Linked DNA regions of Mus musculus: region 2 is linked to region 1. A link is a loop called in an ENCODE intact Hi-C map of the cell type or tissue named here. Cell type or tissue: left cerebral cortex. All regions are shown on one strand.

The links. A loop is a pair of places that touch in the nucleus more often than their neighbours do. Peaks named below come from ENCODE experiments on the same cell type or tissue, not always from the same donor. Only the 100,000 strongest peaks of a DNase experiment are listed, where the experiment ranks them.
Region 2: a loop joins it to region 1, with 4 times the contacts of the local background. A loop is called at or near these places in 2 of 42 quality-filtered maps.

Annotation. Positions count from the first base shown.
Region 1 is chr14:74,408,397-74,410,896 of GRCm38, forward strand. No RefSeq gene overlaps it. Among named protein-coding and RNA genes, the nearest start is that of 4933402J15Rik, 54 kb to the left of the region's middle. In left cerebral cortex, no CTCF peak of the experiment used is centred here; a DNase peak (open chromatin) is centred at 1,245.
Region 2 is chr14:74,108,863-74,111,362 of GRCm38, forward strand. No RefSeq gene overlaps it. Among named protein-coding and RNA genes, the nearest start is that of Gm35517, 95 kb to the left of the region's middle. In left cerebral cortex, no CTCF peak of the experiment used is centred here; a DNase peak (open chromatin) is centred at 1,437.

The sequences.
Region 1 (2,500 bases):
TTTCCCTGCTGGTCAGTGAGTCTCCTTCCATAGTTCCTGCACAGTCAGCTGTCGGTGCTTTTCAGTTGGCTTTTCTGTCACAATCAGAAGCAAATTTCTAAGTCAGGAACTCCTGTAACTTTTTACATCTTCTTAATTAATGGAGTGACAGCATCAAGCCACATCCATCATTGTCTTCTCAGCCAGGTCTTACAATGCAGTGGAGAAATGAAGACACTGGATTGGGATTTGAACTGTTCTGTGTCCAAGAGCCAGCTAATCACCTTCTGTCCAGCTCCATGCCCATGAACTATAATGGTGGGGACTTCCTAGGGTGCTTTTGTGTGGCCACCAGGTAGTCAAGGGAATTTACCATGAAGAAATAAGGAATCCAAGCTCTAACAGTGATAGAGGGCTCTTACCGGAGAACCTGAGTGCTTCCAATTAAGAAGAGTAAAATCAACAGGACACAGCAGCTTTAAGAGGAGTAGACTTTCCAGAGAGAAGACACTAGTACCCATGTGTCTCTTATCCTTCACTGCAAAATTTTAATGGTTCCTCCCATTAGAATGGCTTTAGGGTATCTCGTGGATCTAGGCAACAGATACAGAAGTCATTTATTGTTTATAAAAGATAGGAATGAAATCTAAAACTGTGGTCTTGAAATGGGTGAGCTGAGAATGCATGTACCATTACCCTTATGAGTTGTGGATGAAGCAGAAGAGGTAACGAGGTGACTCTTGTGACATACGAATGGTTGGTTTCCTTCTCAAAGTCTGGGAGACAGCCAAATCTACTACATACTCACTACAGCTTAAGTATGACAGAAGACAGTACTAATTGTGTCTCATTGCACTTCAAAAACTTCCAGACATTCTAGAAAAAGTTGGCTAGAGAAAAGGGGGGAGACTCCAGGATATCTAAAGTTCACAAAAGCAATAGCATGGGATGCTAGTCAGACTCCCCCAGCAATGGTATTTACTGTAAAAGCAAGGCACACACCATGCCTATCACCCAAAGAGCTCCAATGGGACTTGCCACATTTGTCTTCCTCATGAATAAACCTTCCTGTCATCTTCAAACCAATTAGAGACATACATCAGATTAAATTGTACCACCTCTATGCAAAGCTTTTTTTTCTCAACACCACCCAACATCTCTTCTTCCTCATCCCCACCCTGACACTTGCTCTCTTATATATCCTAGAACATTTTCTATCACCTCGTCTTGTTCCTCACACCTCCTTCCCCTCACAGCTTCCCCACACACCTACACCCTCCAGCCTCCACCCCAGCTGGCTGCCTGCCACTCACAGCTCCTGTGTGCCACTGGTTTCCCAGTGCACTCTTATCTGCTACCTCTGCTGTCACCCACAAAAAAAAGCAGTGCTCAAAGTATTCAGCAAAAGTGTGGTGGGCACTAGGAGACACTGGACAAAATTGAACTAACTTTAAATCTCCTTAATTTTTAAACCATCAAGTCGGGAATCACTTTTCACGTGTGCTCTAGTAGTTTAAAATATCTTTAGGAAATCATCCAGGGATCAATGGTCATGAGGATAAAAATATTTTGCACAATTAACTACATGTGAATAAAGATGTGAGCCAGTGGGTCAGCATATGTGAAAGAATTAAATTAGGTCACCAGGAACAGGTGTGCCGCACAGTAAAGGAGAGCATCACAGGCATGGCTATGACCTCCTCTCTAGACTCTTCCAGACAGTTCTTGTATAGACAGCATAAATAATGTAGACCAGCCTTAAAAACAGAAATCTTTAAAGATAGCCCATCTTGCAGTACTACAGAATTTTGTAGTATTGGTGTGCTTCCTCAAATGCTAAAATGCTATCACTACCCGTGGTCAGAATAAACAGCATTAGCTCTGTGACCTCTCTTTTCCTGTGCTGGTTTGAATTTTATGGCTGATAACATAGCAGGAGCATTAAAGAGCTTCTATCTGCTGATACCTTCTCTGGGCTGTCACTAGAAATCTAAGACTTTACATGTGCAAAACAGAGACTCTGACCTCCACCCATTAAGACCAAATGGAAACCTACACCAAACAGAGCCTTCTCCTTCTTCCTTCCTTCCTCCCTCCCTCCCTCCCTTCCTTCTTCCCTCCCTCCCTCCCTCCCTCCCTCCCTCCCTCCCTCCCTCCCTCCCTTCCTTCCTTCCTTCCTTCCTTCCTTCCTTCCTTCCTCCTCCTCCTCCTCCTCCTCCTCCAGGTGTCAACTCAACCTTCTACTACTTCTACCCTAAGGTCTTACCATCTCTCTTGTGCCTCCTGCTTAAGAAACAGTCCATCAGAAAATCCTGTCCACTCTATTCCCAAAATAACCTAAAAGCAACCAATATTCCTCCATCTATTGCTAACACTCCAACCATTATCATCTCTGACTTGAGGATATAATCTTAGTATTGCACCCTTGTTTCCTAAACATGGATTGCCTAAATAGCATCTAGAAATATTCTCTTAAAGCAGTGGTTCTACAACCTTCTTAGTGCTGCAACCTCTTAATATA
Region 2 (2,500 bases), 300 kb before region 1:
TCTAGTTTTGCATTTGTGATCTGATATTTTAGGTAGTCTGGTATAACGGGCTTCTTCTTTGATTAGTCTTTACTTTCTAATGAATAAACAATACAAATTATTTTGTATTATTGGAAAAAAACAATTAAGATTTTTTTAAAAATTACCAGTTTCTACCCACATATATAGAAGTCTATTACAGTTGCTATTTCCATTTCTGTAACATTATAGCATCCACATGCCCACTTTCAATTCTACAGTAAGCATTTTTTAATGTGAATATATTCAGACATCATTATTATCTCTATTTTTTGAAAAAGCAACTAGGGTCCTGCTCTCAAAGGTACAGGTCTTGGTGATCCTAAACAGAAACTAGAGTGGCATTGATAAGATAGGGAGGAGGAAGCGCTTATTTAAGAATTTCTTTTATGACACATAATTCATTATAAAAATCTACTTTGCTTCAATGTCCGCTGTTGCTCTTAATAAAAATACTTGGATGTTTCTACTGCTTTTTAGTTTTGATGTCACTTGTATCATCAAGCCAGATTTAGTAAACCTTTATTACATTCCAAAAGTTGTGATCAAAGCAGAAGAAATTTCCTTGAACAATTCCTTTATGTGCGCAGAATTTTCTACTCTCCTCTGACATTAAGGAACCATTTTCTTCATGATTGGTCATACCCATTTCTACTAAAGGATACTCAGCTTCATCTTTCCCATGCCAGAATCTACCCTCCCCATAACTCTATGCATCCACTTTTCAGGTGGATTGCTCACCCTCCCTTTTATTGCTATTTTCCCATCAGGAGTGCTATCGCTGGCTTCCTATCTGAAGCCGATGCAGCTGTAATATTGAAGTTTTCTTGTCATTAGTGACTCAGAATACTTTCTATTTGGCACTGAATACCTTCCTGCCCCTTCAAGGTCCACTGACTCCTCACTGAGTTTTTTTGTGTAGTCTCCTGTTTCCTGAGATCACAGTTTTCATCTTAACTCTCTTCTTGGGAAGTACATTCTCAGATATTCCCATACTGACTCAACCCTCCCAGTTACCCGATTTTGACCCTTTTGCAAGTTAATTCCCAGCAAGCAGCATATTAGGGTCAAAGCTATAATCTTTGTAAGTATGAAGCTAGTCAACTGGCTCATGTTTGCATGCAGGATATAAGCAAAAGCCATGAACCAGGCATGTATCCTTCATAATGATGGGTGTATAACTGTATTACATTCCATGTACAAAGACCAGTATAGGGAAGGGATTGGAGAAAGAAGTGCTTTGTACAGAACACATGAAGTCTGAGGTATGTACTAGATTTTAAAGCAGAGCTAGCAAGTGTAAAGCGAGATGCGTTGGCAGGAAGGAGCTGTAAATTCAGGGGTGATCAGATGACACTTGTATTTCAGTTCACATACCTGAGTGATATGAATAGGATTTGCATGCACAGAATACCATTTTTCCCCAGTTTAGTGTGGTGTTGAGAGCAGCTATAATCAGTGACAAAGGCTCCAGGAGGCTAAAGCTGCAGGATGCTAGCAATCCACTATGGACTATAGATAGAAACGGGAGGCAGAACGGAACTGACAGAGGTGTGGAGCTTTAACCAGAAGAGTGAATTAAGGCACATCTGCTATGTGGTAGCTGTATGTATCCCTGAGGGGCTAAGTTCTGATTTTCAGCCAATGTAACAATGAAAAGCAGTTGCTAGTGATTTATAACTTGCCGATGACCGTTCAAAACCCCTGTGAATACTCCTTTTAATAATTTCCCTGCATTGCTTACTGAAAACTAGTAGCTTTATGATTTGCACATAATTTAACTAGTTTTAAATTTAATCTCATGCCACATGGACTATGCTTATAGAATATGACCCTGGGGATTCCGCCTGGAAGTCAGAGCTCTATGGTAGTTGCTTTTAAATCTTTCAAGACGATATATATATATATATATATATATATATATATATATATATATATATATATATATCTCCTTGCCTTTAGTTAAGCCTTCAAAGAATATAACATAATGAGTTTTATACAGCTGCCCAGTGTGCTTGCTGTGGTGACAAATCTCATCATGGGACCTAATAGTAGGAATGCAAAGCTAGATAAATGATAGGAGTGAGTCAGTATTCCAAGTTCCATCAAATATTCCAGAAATCATGTGACTCGTAATCTCAGATGCCTCCTGAATATCAGTGAGTTTTGTTACTCCTTAGGGAAAGGGGTTACCAAAAAGTAAGAAGGAAGGGAGGAATGAAGGAAGGAAGAGAAGGAAGAGAAGGAAGGAAGAGAAGGCAAGGAAGGAAGGAAAGAAAGAAGGAAGGAAGGAAGGAAAGAAGGAAGAGAAGGAAGAGAAGGAAGGAAGAGAAGGCAAGGAAGGAAGGAAAGAAAGAAGGAAGGAAGGAAGGAAAGAAGGAAGAGAAGGAAGAGAAGGAAGAGAAGGAAGGAAGGAAGAGAAGGCAAGGAAGGAAGGAAGGAAAGAAGGAAGGAAGGAAGGAAGGAAGGAAGGAAGGAAGGA